2 separate regions of the Homo sapiens genome follow, and region 2 is linked to region 1. Evidence: chromatin loops called from intact Hi-C (ENCODE). Cell type or tissue: Caco-2. All regions are shown on one strand. Links, peaks and the distances in the headings refer to the core of each region. The heading gives the core; the rest is flanking DNA. Region 1 overlaps IFNA16 (interferon alpha 16). Region 2 overlaps MIR31HG (MIR31 host gene).

Evidence for each region. Peaks named below come from ENCODE experiments on the same cell type or tissue, not always from the same donor. Only the 100,000 strongest peaks of a DNase experiment are listed, where the experiment ranks them.
Region 2: it touches region 1 in a loop (2.6-fold over the local background); 2 of 110 quality-filtered maps call a loop at or near these places.

What each region holds. Positions count from the first base shown.
Region 1 is chr9:21,209,328-21,216,606 of GRCh38, forward strand. It overlaps IFNA16 (interferon alpha 16), which reads right to left. Exons shown (of 1, transcript NM_002173.3): 1 at 7,046-7,279. It also overlaps the pseudogene IFNWP18. Among named protein-coding and RNA genes, the nearest start is that of IFNA16, 4.3 kb to the right of the region's middle. In Caco-2, for the core only: no CTCF peak of the experiment used is centred there; no DNase peak of the experiment used is centred there.
Region 2 is chr9:21,451,870-21,459,756 of GRCh38, forward strand. It overlaps MIR31HG (MIR31 host gene), which reads right to left. Exons shown (of 3, transcript NR_152879.1): 3 at 2,399-4,075. It also overlaps the pseudogene IFNWP19. Among named protein-coding and RNA genes, the nearest start is that of IFNA1, 15 kb to the left of the region's middle. In Caco-2, for the core only: a CTCF peak has its summit at 3,652 (motif pointing left); no DNase peak of the experiment used is centred there.

The sequences.
Region 1 (7,279 bases), core at 3,271-7,270:
CATGGATTCCCTGGAAGTACCTCCTCAAGGCCAGTGTAGGGCCCCAAACACCCCCACAGATTCTTCCTCTCCTGTTGCCTGCCCTAAGCAAGACTCCAGGCATTCGAGCTGCTGATGAAATCCAGTGTGGAGCTGGTCCAGGAGGGTCATGTTCCAGGCAGCAGAGGAGCGCTCTGTGGGGAAGAGGCTGAAGATCTGCTGAAGCATCTCATGGAGGACAGACAGGGCCTGGGCCTTCTGCAACTGGCTGCCATCCACATCTCCAGGGGGAACCTGAAGTCTCTTCTGTCCTTGAGACACAAGAAAGTGGAGATTCTGCACATTTGGCCCAGAAGTGCCAAGGTGTTCCTGCTAAGTAGGCCACGGTTCTGAGGCAGGTCAAAGCCCAGAGATCCAACAGGGCCACAGTGGCAAAGCAGCAGGGCCACCAGTAGAACAAGCAGTAGGACCATTGGGAAACGAGGGTGCTGCTGGCCTAGCTGAGCTGGGGTCGGGATGAACCCCGCACTCCAGGTTCTCTCAAGGCATTCTTTTTATATGCATGGCTTATAGCTGGAAACAAATAGTTTTCAGGATTGGCCAAGATGGCCGACTGGAACCTGCTAGTGTGTGCCACTCTCATGGAGAGAAATGGAAGGGGCAAGTAAATACAGCACCTTCAACTGAAACAACCACGTACACACATTGAGACTCAAGAAAACAACTTGACCCATGGAGAATAGAGCAAAGTAAGGCAGGACAACTGCCCCCCCAGGAGTGACACAGAGCCAGGGGAGCCTCTCCTGCCCAGGGAAGTGGTGAGTAAGTGAGCAGCCCTGGGGACCCACGCTTCTCCCACAGATCTTTGCAATCCTCAGGTCAGGAGATCTCCTAGTGAACCCACTCTACCAGGGCGTTTAGTCTGACATCCAGGGCTACGTAGGGTTCCAGCAGAGCAGCCGCTCTCGCATGCATGGGTACCCTGGAGCCTTAGATACCCAGGCCTCCCCACAAAAGAAGCTATAACTCCAACCAAGCAGGACGCTACACGCCTGTACATACCCGTAGGAAAGGGGTTTCATCCAGGGCGCTGGGCAGTGACAAGTGGCAGGCCCACCTTCCATTGCCTGTCTCAGGGTAAGACCCACTGGCTTGGGAATCCAGCCAGACACTGGTAGCAGCCTCATACCTCCCTGACATGGAGCTCCCAGCGGCAGTGGGTGGGCTGCCATCTTTGCTATTTCACAGTCTTAGCTATTGGAGCCTTTGGGTTCTAGTGAGTTCAAGGCAGCTAGGGACTGGAGCAGCCACCCAGCCCAGCCCAGCAGCTCTACGGAGAAGCAGTCAGATTGCTTATTCATGTCGATCCCAAATCCTGCTTCTTTTCACTGGGTGGAATCTCCCCACTGGGGTCTCCAGTCACCTCCACCGCTGTTTTCTGCAGACAGCAGTTTCGAATATCCCTGGGATGGCGCTTCCAAAGGGAAGGGTGGGTTGCCATTGTTGCTGTTTAGCAGCCTTAGCCATTCTTGCAAATGCCACTCTTTTGTGCTGGGGGTGGTAGCAGACCCCCAGCACAGCACAGCTGCTCTACCAAAAGGTGGCCAGACTGTTTCTTCACCTGATTCCCTGATGCTGCTTCTCCTCAGTGGGTGGGATATCGCCACCGGGGTCTCCAGCCACCTCCTGCATGTATGTTGCAGGAGGCAACAGGTTGTACCTCTCTGGAACAGAGCTCCCAGGGGGAGGGGCAGGTCCCCATCTTCACTGTTTCATAGCCTTCACTGTTGATATCTTCAGGTACTGAAAAATGTGAGGTGACTATGGTCTGGATTGGACCCCCAGCATATTGCAGCAGCCCTATGGAAAAGTGGCCAGACTGTGTGTTATGTGGGTCCCTGATCCCCTCTCTCCTCACTGGGAGGGTCTGCCAGGCCTGGGTCTGCAGCTACCACCTGGGGCTATTGAGCCAACAGCAGCTCTGCAATTCCCTGGAACAGAGCTCCCAGTGAAAATGGTGGGTTGCCATCTTTGCTTTCTCACAGCTCTTGCCCTTGCTGTCTCCAGGCTCTGGGAAGTCTGTAAGGAATAGCGGCTGCTCCAGATCCCCAAAACAGAGCAACTGCCTCACAGAAGAGTGGCCACACTGTTCTCCACGCAGTTCCTGGTTGTCACCTCTCCTCTGTGGGCAGAGCCACCTGACCAGAGACTCCAGCATAGGCACCCTTCCCCTGCCTCATCTCCTCAATCAGGCAGTCCAGCATTTCTCCAAGAAAGAAATCCCACAGTCAGCCCACAATCCATCCATCATGACCGTTGCAGTGGGACAGCCCCAGCATCCCTCCGGCTGGGGAAGGAACAAAGGGCCTATTCACTACACTCTCACCTCCAGCACATCATAGCCACTATACAAAGAGGAGTCCAGCCCCTCTTCCCTGAGAATCCCCATCCCTATTCTTCAGGAGTCAGGACCCCCAGCGCATGACTGCAAAACAGTCACCCTACCCATGGCTGAGCATATCCACTGGTAGTTGACTAGAGTTTCCCTGGGGAGAGGCTCCCAGAGCCAGCCTACCTCTGCCACTGCCACAGCAGCAGTTTTATCCCTGCTGCCTTGGGTCTGGGGAGGAGACAAAGAGTCCGAAGCTCTTTGTTTAAAAGCTTACATCATGCCACAGTCACCTGAACTTCCAGCACACTGCAGTTACCACATGGTGAGGAGAACAGTCTCCTGCTGGTAAGATTTCCACCTCCTGTTTCCCAAGAAGTGAAGTCCCATACTTACACCAGCAGTGCAGCCACCCCACTCCTCTGGCTAAACACTCCCATTAACATGGCTTCACATTTCTTGGAGGTGGAGACCCCAGGGGTAACAGAAAGCCTGTCTTAACATTGCCTCTGCAGTGGTACTACCCCAGCTACCTTGGAACTAATGAAGGAGCAAGACCCCAAGTGCCTTATGCATACCTCCAACAAGCTGCTGTCAACCCAAGAGAGGAGGCCAGTCTGTCTCCCATTGGTCAACCACCCACCCCTCACATCACCAGGCAGGGAACCCCTGTCTTGGGCCCACAGCACAGACACCCCCATCCGAAGCTGAATGCACTGAGTGATTGCTCACCTGCATCTCTTTGGTGGAGCCCCCAGGAGACAAGCAAAAGACCCTCAGTTACAAGTACTACTAAGTTCTCTTCCTTTAATGCCTCCAAGTCGGGGAGAAAACATTAACCCTGAGATCACCTCAGAGCTGTTATGTACAGCCTGGGAGTGCCAAGATACAAGCTACAGTCAGCACTCCAGTGGGAGAGGAGCCCACACTTTCATAGCATTGAGGAGCACGGCTGCAAACGTGAGGAAATACGGGGGAGCCACATGACTGAGCAAGAGCCTGACAACTGACCACTATACCTAAGACTCACCTACTAGGTCATGCCCAAACCTTCAACACTAAAAAATCTCACTAACACACCCTCATTAACCAAAGACAAGTCAACTTCAAATAAAGACCCTGCACAAAGCTGCAGCCCTGTGAACACATCCAGAACCGAAGTCTATTTATTGATTGAACTCAAGCTACACTCCCATATGTAGAGATGAGAAAGAACCAATGGAAGAACTACAGTATCTCAAATGGACCGAGTATCTGATGTCCTCCAAATAATCTCACTAGTTCTCCAACAAGGGTTCTTAACCATAATGAGTTAGCTAAAATGACAGAAATATAATTCAGAATAGGATAGAAAGGAATTTCATTGAGATTCAGGAAAATGATAAAACCTAAACCAAGGAAACTAAGAATCACAATCAAATGAGAGCGGAGTTGACAGACAAAATAGCCAGTATGAAAAAGAACCTAACGGACCTAGTAGATGTACACACTACAAGAATTTCACAATGCAATCACAAGTATTAACAGCAGAATAGACCAAGCTGAGGACAGAATCTCAGGACTTGAAGACTGGCTCTCTGAAATAAGACAACCAGACAAAAATAAAGAAAAAAGAATGAAGAGCAATGAACAAAACCTCCAAGAAATAGGGGATTGTATAAAGAGGCCAAATCTAAGAATCACTTGCATCCTTTAAAAAGACAGGGAGAAAGCAAACAACTTGGAAAATATATTTCAGGATATCATCTATGAAAACTACCACAACCTTGATAGAGAGACCAAAAGTCAAATTCCCTTGAAGTTCTACACCCAGATTGGCAGGCTGTTCTAATTCCTAGTGTAGCACAATCCATAGAGGAAGGGATAAGTTAGGAGGCCCCGGGGAGGCTGGGCAGGCTGGAGGAAAGGGACACATCCTGACCCTTTGTCTTTCCCCATAGCTGTCCATTGCCCCAAGATGACATGTCATGCCTGAAGCTGGGAGTATTTTCTCTCTCCACGATACAGAAGTTGAGGAAATGGGCTAATTCCACTACCAGGGTCCATTCTTTCTTGGGAAGAGCCTCTTTTTAGCTGTGAAATTAAATCTCCTGCCAGGAGGCCTACTTCTGCATTAACAGCCTGCTCTCCACAGACTTGGCTGCTGTCTTGGTGCACTTTGGGGGCTCTCTTTCCCTGTAAATGTTGTAAGAGTCTCAAAGTAAAATGGAACCTGCCTTTTATTTCCTTTTTTGCTAAGCTACTGTTATGTCATTGTAACAGCGACATTCTGTCTTTTACAGAAATAGTCATCATAAGAAAGGAAAAAGAGTATTTTATAAAAGAGCTTCTGAAAAACCTAGAACTTTCACTGAACTTCTGCTTTAATTTGTGATTTTGTGCTCTTAAGGGGAAAGTGATGGGTAAAACCCACAAGAGAACTGAAAACAGCTGTATGAAGAGGCAGTGCAGGCTAATGATGAGTGAAGAAGAGAGCACAGTGCGCATTTCTAGAGGAAGAGGAAGGAAACTAATGTGATATGGGAGTGAAAAACGGGACACAGAAAAGCAGGGAGGAAAAGGGAAAGTGTGTCAGCTCTCAGAACCAGCAAAGATATATATTTTACTTAAGTTTAGGAGAGTAACTTCATATGGGAGTGTACTCTGGGATTCTGAGAGCCAGGAAACAAATGTTCCAGGTGCCAGAATCAGTTAACCATCGACACGTGTATTCTGCCCTTCACTCTAGATGCTGCTCCTCTGACAGGTATTTATACAAGCCACCATTCCTGACTGAATATAAATGGGACTTTGAAATGAGGTGAGAATTTTTCAGCCTCTCTAGAATTCATGACAGAATTCTGTTGTTTTAGGCTGCCTAAAAACAGTATATACAAGCAGAATGGAATTTCAATGTAAAATAAGTTATTATTTTTACCGGATGTGTAAATTTTGTGTTAGGATTTCCTTAATAATTATTAATCTCCTTTTTTCCTCATTTATACGCAACCATCTCCTGCTCTCTGAATTTCCTTGGTTCATGTTGTATTTTCAGCTGATTTTGACCAACTTTCTTTTTAAATTTTGCTGTAAGTTCCGGGATAGGTGTGCAGAACGTGCAGATTTGTTACATAGGTATACATGTGCCATGGTGGTTTGCCTCACCTATCAACTCGTCACCTAGGTTTTAATCACAATTTGTTTTAATCCAGTGTATTATTGATGGGCATTTGGGTTGGTTTCGTGTCTTTGCCATTATAAACAGTGCTGCAATACACATACACGTTCATGTATTTTATAACAGAACGATTTATATTCCTTTGGGTATATAGTCAGTAATGGGATTGCTGGGTCAAATGGTATTTCTGGTTCTAGATCCTTGATGAATCGCCACACTGTCTTCCACAATGGTTGAAGTAATTTACATTCCCTCCAACAGTGTAAAAGATTTCCTATTTTTCTACAGCTTCACCAGCATCTGTTGATTTTGACTCTTCAATAATTGCCATTCTGAGTGGCATGAGATGGTATTTCATTGTGGTTTTGATTCGCATTTCTCTAATGATCAGCGATGTTGAGTTTTTAAATGATTATTGGCCTCATAAATGTCTACTTTTAAGAAGAGTCTGTTCATATCCTTCACCCACTTTTTGATGGGGCTCTTTGTTTTTGTAAATTTAAGCTCTTTTTTGTACATTCTGGATATTAGACCTGTGTCAGTTGGGTAGGCTGCAAAGATTTTCTCCCATTCTGTGGGTTGCCTGTTCACTCTGATGATGGATAGTTTCTTTTGCGTGCATACGTTCTCTAATTAGATGCCATTTGTCAGTTTTAGCTTTTGTTGCAGTTGCTTTTGTCGATTTCTTCATAAAATCTTTGCCCATCCTGTGTCCTACATTTTTTCTAGGGTTTTTATGGTTTTGGGTTTTACATTTAAGTCTTTAATCCATCTTGAGTTAATTTTTGTATAAGGTGTAAGGAAGTGGTCCAGTTTCAATTTTCTGCCTATGGCTATCCAGTTTTTCCAGCACCATTTATCATCATTCCTTCTAAATACATTTTATCATCATTCCCTCTCGTCCTTCTAATGATAAGGTATTCCACCTCTGTTTTCTTTGTGTGTCTTCTGTTCCCCCACTTTAATAGTGGAAGTTCCTCAGAATCCAGTTTAAGTCTTTTTTTCCCTCTCCGCTTGCTCCCCACATGACAGCCTTCATTTTAGGCCTTTCCATTGCCAGTTATGAACTTCCAGATATCGTATTCCTTGGAAACTGCAAACTCATATATCTGACTTGCAATGTACATTTTCAATTACATGTTGAAAGTCAGTTTATAGAGAGTATCTCTACTTTTACTTGCAGACATTTCTTAATCTATGTTCTGCTAAGAGGAATTCATTGTTTTTTTTTACTTCCTCACATTACAGCAGTTAGTATAACTGATATTAATTCAGCATTATTATTGTTTTTAGAAACATTTCCTGACAAAAATCAAAGATACAAGACAACAAGAACTGTATTTTTTATGTTCAAGTTTATATCCTGAAGGCAACATATAACGTGGTATAGAAAAATATATTTTTCTATAACTTGAATAAAATTATGATAGGTAACTTACTTAAATCATCTATTTTTAAGTCAGGTTATACAGTCAGGCTTGGTATTTAATCTTAAAAAATAAACAAACACAAGAAATTTTGTATAGTAAAAATTTAATGAAAAGGAAGTTAATATATTAACTAAATATGAAGAACATATATTGTTACATTAAGCAAAATGTAAAGGTACACATGATATTACATAAAACATGATTTAAACCTTAAAAATAGTTAAATAAATAAATATTTAAATAAATAGATGAATAGAGACATCAGCATGGTCATCTGTAAAGGACTAGTGCCTGCACAGGTAAACACGATGCTTCTTTACACTC
Region 2 (7,887 bases), core at 1,460-5,459, 240 kb after region 1:
AGAAAACTCAAGAGTAAAAAATAAATTGGCTTCTAGGAGTTTGCAGTTGATAGGTTAATAGAGTTGTTTTAGTATATTTTTGAAGAAATCACTAATTAAATGTTATGATTTATTTTTTTAATTGGCAGACAAATCTACTTCATTTTACTACTTAAAAGATATTTCATTGGCTGGGTGCAGAGGCTCACACCTGTAATCCTGGCACTTTGGGAGGCTGAGGCAGGCGGATCATTTAGGGCCAGGGGTTCAAGACCAGCCTGGCCAACATGGTGAAGCCCTGTCTTTACTAGAAATACAAAAGTTAGCCGGGCATAGTGGTGTGCACTGATAGTCCCAGCTACTCCAGAGGCTAAGGCACGAGAATCACTTGAACCCAGGAGGTGGAGGTTGCAGTTAGCTGAAATTGCGCCACTGCACTCCAGTTTGGGTGACAAAGCAAGACTCTCTCTCAAAAAAAAAAAAAAAAAAAAAAAAAAGGAATGTATTTCATCTACTTTTCCACTGAACTTAAGGCAGTCAGTTCAATTCATTTACACTACACCCCCTGTTGCTCTGTAAAGCAATAGACAGCAACCATTTGACATTCAAAATGCATCTCAGAATCCTAGTCATCTCACTCTCCCTGCTCCATTGATTTGATGTCCTCTTCTTTACTTTCTATGTTCATATCTATCCCCCACTTCCTTTAAAGGACCCTTCCAGAAAAGCCATTATATTGATTCTCCCTAAAGTTTTCACCTTGCACAATTGGTGTGGTCAGAATAGTTCATCCCTCCAGATTTATATTTCTCTCCAAACAGTTGTATAAAAGGGTGTAATCCAAATAGTGTTACTGAGAAGACAGAGTTAGTATTTTAAAAATATCTTAAAACAGCCTGGCATGGTGGCTGATGCCTGTAATCCCAGCACTTTGGAACACTGAGGCAGGATGATCGCTTGAGCCCAGGAGCACCAGACCAGGCTGGGCACATGTTGAAACCCTGTCTCTACAAAAAATTTGAAAAATTAGCCAAGCATGGTCGTGCATGCTTGTGGTCCCAGTTACTCAAGAGACTGAGGTAAAAGGACTGCTTGAGCCCAGAAGGTCAGATTGCAGTGAACCGTGATCGCACCACTGTACTGCAGCCTAGGTGACACAGTAAGACCCTGTCTCAAAAAAGAAAATCTTAAAACAGTGGATGGTTCCTATTAGGCATGCAATAAATGTTGGTGTTATCATTTTTAATATTAGTATTATTATTATCATCATCCAGATTAAAATAGAAACTTTTGGGATCATCCAATTCTATTTCTATTAATTCCAGGTTCCTCAAGCCTATCTTATCATTGCCTGGGTGGATTTATTAACTAGGTAGAGTCTTCAGACAAGCTTAATGTCTAACACCCTGCCAGAGAGCATTGTTGGTGTTCTAGCAACTGCAGCCTGGTTGTCAATCTTTTGGGAGTTGGTTGGTGTGACTTCTGCCTTCTCTCCAGAGCTGATCACATGTGGATTAAGTGAAAGAAAGTCAAGTAGCTGATCTTCGAAAACTCTCTAGTCCCCAATTTTTGCTGCATTGAAGTTTGCTAACTTACACTTTGCAGTTAGTAAGGGGAAAGTCACTCCCCTTATTTCAATTTCATGACAATCAGAATTGCTTCTGTTTTCTTTCTCCCTACAAACAACTGTCAAGTAGTACTTTCTACAAAAGTTTAAATGAGAAACAAGAAAAACACGAATTTTGGAAATTATAGAGAAAAGCAGTGTAGCTCTTTTGCCTTTCTTTTACTTTCCTTTGTTTGTGTTACTTCATCATGAATTAGAATATAATGTGGTAGCAGCAAGACAAACTGCCCAGTAAACCACTATGTTAAAAAGGTGTTCTAAAAATTCATTTGTTGTTGAGCTTTAAATTTAAAATGAAGAATCACAAATCAGTAAAGGAAAGATGGCTATGACTATTTAATGTGATAGCATGGGGCTCACTGCCCTGCACCGTCAAAGTTTCATGTAGACAGAGATGTAAGAAACTTCAACAGATCACACTGAACTAGTGAACAACTGAGGGTCGCCAGTTTCTGTAATATGAGCCTCTAAAGAGAGGCAGCAGCATCTTTGACTCTCCTGTGCATAGCTCATAAATTTTAAGCATAAAAACTGTTAATAGTTTAAAAGAATTAAAGATAGCAAAAGAGTTAAAGAAAGAATAAAAGCTGTACTTGGTGAAATAAAAATTATTTAACTACTGAAGATAAAATGATTACAATTGGATAATTCCTTTACCTACTTAGACAAAACAAACCTTTGTTATCAGCGTTCTAGGGCTGTTGAGACTTTGATACCTAGGGCATGGGTCAGAAGAAGAGGAGGTCACCACTGACAGCATATACTCCTTCACCCAAATATTCTAGGAGCAAGGACAAAGGTCACAAAGGATTTATTGTTTTGGCAACAAAGAAGCAAGAACCTCCCTGGAAAAGGAGTTCTAAAGTCATCAGGATGTGGTGAGCCTGCATTTAGGGAGTGACTTGATGTGATAAATACCTTGTGAATCATCACTGCTGAGGAAATAACATTATTTTAAGATTAAAATTTCCACACCCATATGCATCTTAAAAAAGAAAAAAAAACAAACCAACAGAATTTCTTTTAGGGGTATTGGCGCAGCCTGAGGAGTGCTATATTTCTCCAGTAAGAAAATAATGCAAAAAAGGCAATGTTCATTGATCTAAGCTTGAGCCCCCAGGGAAGCATAACCACATGAACCTGAATGAATATATTCTAGAAGGAGGGAAGCACCAGAGAAGTTCTTTCACTAATAACCATCAACGTCTTCTGTGAATCAAATATCAAACAAAGATAGTCCTAAAAAGTTTAATTTCCAGAGATAGGTAATTTCCTAACTGAATACAGAAACCCATAGGGCCCAGGGATCCTGATTTCCTATGCAAAATGGAGGGTAAAACTGGAGGCTAGGATCTGGGCTAAAAGTATATACTTCTAACAGTAGCACAAAGATGTTTCTCATCTGATTGATCAATATTCATTTGGATTGATATATCTTAAGTTTACTGGGAATATTGAACATCCATTGCAAAAATCAAGAGTGTAGAGTGATGACCTCCTTTTAGGTCATATAGAACAAGGTTTTTCAACCCCCATCCATGGACCGGGGTACTGGTCCTGGCCTGGTAGGAACAGGGCCGCACAGCAGGAGGCAAGCAGGCCAACCAACAAGCATTAACGCCTGAGCTCTGCCTCCTGTCAGATCAGCAGTGGCATTGGATTCTCAAAAGAGCAGGAACCCTATTGTGAAGTGCAGATGCGAAGGATCTAGGTTGTGGTCTCCTAATGAGAATCTAATGCCTCTGAAAGCATTCCCTCCCTGACCCCATTTTTCGTGGAAAAATTATCTTCCACCAAACTGGTGGCCAAAAGGTTGTGGATGCTGATATAGAAGACATGTAAATGAAAACAATAAATGGAATTAAAAATTTAGAGAAATGCTCAGAAAAATGAAAACTATTTGTGCTCCATTAAAGCCATGCATAGATAGAATGTCTTCATAGAACCTAGGATCCAAGGTTCTATGAAGACCTCAGCTCAACCAGGCCAAAAGCATCCTGATTTCTCAATGGCCCTCCTCTTCCCTCTACTGGCAGCCCTAGAGGTGTGCAGCTGTGGCTCTTCTGGATCTCTAGGATATAACCTGCCTCAGAACCATGGCCTGCTAGGCAGGAACACCTTGGTGCTTTTGGGCCAAATGAGGAGAATCTCTCCCTTCTTGTGTCTAAAGGACAGAAGTGACTTCAGATTCCCCCAGGAGAAGGTGGAAGTCAGCCAGTTGCAGAAGGCCCAGGCTATGTCTTTCCTCTATGATGTGTTACAGCAGGTCTTCAACTTCTCACACAAAGCGCTCCTCTGCTGCATGGAACATGACCTTCCTGGACCAACTCCACACTTTACGTCATCAGCAGCTGGAACACCTGGAGACCTGCTTGGTGCAGGAGATGGGAGAAGGAGAAGCTGGGGGCAGTGGGTGATTGAGGGCTCTACACTGGCCTTGAGGAGGTATTTCCAGGAATCCATCTCTACCTGAAAGAGAAGAAATAAAGATTGTGCCTGGGAAGTTGTCAGAGTGGAAATCATGAGATCCTTTTCATCCACAAGTTTGCAAGAAAGATTGAGAAGTAAGGATGAAGACCTGGGCTCATCATGAAATGATTCTCATTGACTAATCTGCCATATCACACTTGTACATGTGACTTTGGATATTCAAAAAGCTCATTTCTGTTTCATCAGAAATTATTGAATTAGTTTTAGCAAATACTTTATTAATAGCATAAAGCAAGTTTATGTCAAAAACATTCAGCTCCTGGGGCATCCGTAACTCAGAGATAACTGCCCTGATGCTGTTTATTTATCTTCCTTCTTTTTTTTCATGCCTTGTATTTATGATATTTATATATTTTATATTTTCATCTTCACATCGTATTAAAATTTATAAAACATTCACTTTTTCATATTAAGTTTGCATTTTGTTTTATTAAATTCATATCAAAGAAAACTCTGTAAATGTTTCTATTCTAAAAACAATGTCTACTTTCTCTTTTTGTAAACCAAATTGAAAATATGGTAAAATGTATTAACTCATTCATTTCATTCCTATTATATGTATAAATTGAGTAAATGGCAAACTGTGGGGTTTTCTTAAAGAAATACAGGTGAATAAAGCAAACACAGTTTCTCTCAGTCTAAGAGGGAAAGAGACGTAAAAACAGGACAAATATTTATATTATTTCAATTATGTTAAATGCTACAAAGAGAAGTAAAGAAAAGTGATGTTCTCACATCAGAAGCTTTAGGTATAAATGGTGCTTGGAAGGAAAAAATATTAGATATCCTTCCTAAGGTGCATGGGAGATATGTAAGTACACGTCTTATTGGCAGGTGGGAATTATGTGTCTAGAATGCCATGGGGGAAGGTGTTAATTTGGGGTTCTTTATTTTATGTCTGATTATCGGGGTACGGGAATGGATGTAGTCACATAAATAGAGGGGAGAATGTGATGAGGACATAAACTTTATCCTGCAGACCCTCAGCAGTTAAAGGAAGGGCTGAAGAGTAGAGTCTGCAAAACGCCCTGAGGCTGATAGCCAGTGCAGTTAGAAGACAAAATAGGGAAGAATCAGGGAAAGACTAATCAGGAAAGGATGGTGGTACTTTCAGGGAAGGAAGACCAAACTATCCTAGTGAATCTGAAAACAGAAGTCACTGGTGACCTTGACCAATGATGGAATATATGGTTTAGTAGAATTAATGGAACAGAATTAATGGAACATTCCTTCTGAAACTATTCCAATCAATAGAAAAAGAGGGAATCCCCCCTAACTCATTTTATGAGGCCAGCATCATCCTGATACTAAAGCCTGGCAGAGACGCAACAAGAAGAGAATTTTAGACCAATATCCCTGATGAACATCGATGCAAAAATCCTCAATAAAATACTGGCAAACTGAATCCAGCAGCACATCAAAAAGCTTATCCACCAAGATCAAGTTGGCTTCACCCCTGGGATGCAAGGCTGGTTCAACATATGCAAATCAATAAACGTAATCCATCACATAAACAGAACCAAAGACAAAACCACATGATTATCTCAATAAATGCAGAAAAGGCCTTCGACAAAATTCAACAGGCTTTCATGTGAAAAACTCTCAATAAACTAGCTATTGATGGAACGTATCTCAAAATAATAAGAGCTATTTATGACAAACCCACAGCCAATATCTTACTGAATGGGCAAAAACTGGAAGCATTCCCTGTGAAAACTGGCACAAGACAGGGATGCCCTCTCTCACCACTCCTATCAACACAGTATTGGAAGTTCTGGCCAGGGAAATCAGGCAAAAGAAAGAAATAAAGGGTATTCAATAAGGAAAAGAGGAAGTCGAATTGTCCCTGTTTGCAGATGACATGACTGTATATTTAGAAAACCCTATTGTCTCAGCCCAAAATCTCCTTAAGCTGATAAGCAACTTCAGCAAAGTCTCAGGATACAAAATCAATGTGCAAAAATCACAAGCATTCTTATACACCAATAACAGACAAACAGAGAGCCAAATCATGAGTGAACTCCCATTCACAGTTGCTACAAAGAGAGTAAAATACATAGGAATCCAACTTACAAGGGATGTGAAGGACCTCTTCAAGGAGAACTACAAACCACTGTTCAATGAAATAAAAGAGGACACAAACAAATAGAAGAACATTCCATGCTTGTGGGTAGGAAGAATCAATATCGTGAAAATGGCCATACTGCCCAAGGTAATTTATAGATTCAATGCCATCCCCATCAAGCTACCAATGACTTTCTTCACAGAATTGGAAAAAACTACTTTAAAGTTCATATGGAACCAAAAAAGAGCCTGCATTGCCAAGACACTCCTAAGCCAAAAGAACAAAGCTGGAGTCATCACGCTACCTGACTTCAAACTATACTACAAAGATACAGTAACCAAAACAGCACGGTACTGGTACCAAAACACAGATATAGACCAATGGAACAGAACAGAGGCCTCAGAAATAACACCACACATCTACAACCATCTGATCTTTGACAAACCTGACAAAAGCAAGAAATGGGGAAAGGATTCCTTATTTAATAAATGGTTCTGGGAAAACTGGCTAGCCCTATGTAGAAAGCTGAAACTGGATCCCTTCCTTACACCTTATACAAAAATTAATTCAAGACGGATTAAAGACTTAAATGTTAGACCTAAAACCATAAAAACCCTAGAAGAAAACCTAGGCAATACCATTCAGGACATAGGCATGGGCAAAGACTTCATGACTAAAACACCAAAAGCAATGGCAACAAAAGCCAAAATAGACAAATGGGATCTAATTAAACTAAAGAGCTTCTGCACAGCAAAAGAAACTACCACCAGAGTGAACAGGCAACCTACAGAATGGGAGAAAAATTTTGCAATATACCCATCTGACAAAGGGCTAATATCCAGAATCTATGAAGAACTTAAACAAATTTGCAAGAAAAAATCAAACAAACCCATCAAAAAGTGGGCAAAGGATATGAACAGACACTTTTCAAAAGAAGACATTTATGCAGCCAACAGACACATGAAAAAATGCTCATCATCACTGGCCATCAGAGAAATGCAAATCAAAACCACAATGAGATACCATCTCACACCAGTTAGAATGGCGATCATTAAAAAGTCAGGAAACAACAGGTGCTGGAGAGGATGTGGAGAAATAGGAATGCTTTTACACTGTTGGTGGGAATTTAAACTAGTTCAACCATTGTGGAAGACAGTGTGGCAATTCCTCAAGAATCTAGAACTAGAAATACCATTTGACCCAGTGATCCCATTACTGGGTATATACCCAAAGGATTATAAATCATGCTCCTATAAAGACACATGCACATGTATGTTTATTGCGGCACTATTCACAATAGCAAAGACTTGGAATCAACCCAAATGTCCATCAATGATAGACTGCATTAAGAAAATGTGGCACATATATACCACGGAATACTATGCAGCCATAAAAAACAATGAGTTCATGTCCTTTGTAGCGACATGGATGAAGCTGGAAATCATCACTCTAAGCAAACTGTCACAAGGACAGAAAACCAAACACCGCATGTTCTCACTCATAGGTGGAAATTGACCAGTGAGAACACTTAGACACAGGGTGGGGTACATTACACACCAGGGCCTGTTGTGGGGTGGGGGAATGGGGGAGGGATGGCATTAGGAGAAATACCTAATGTAAATGACGAGTTAATGGGTGCAGCAAACCAACATGGCACATGTATACATATGTAACAAACCTGCACGTTGTGCACATGTACCCTAGAACTTAAATTATAATAAAATAA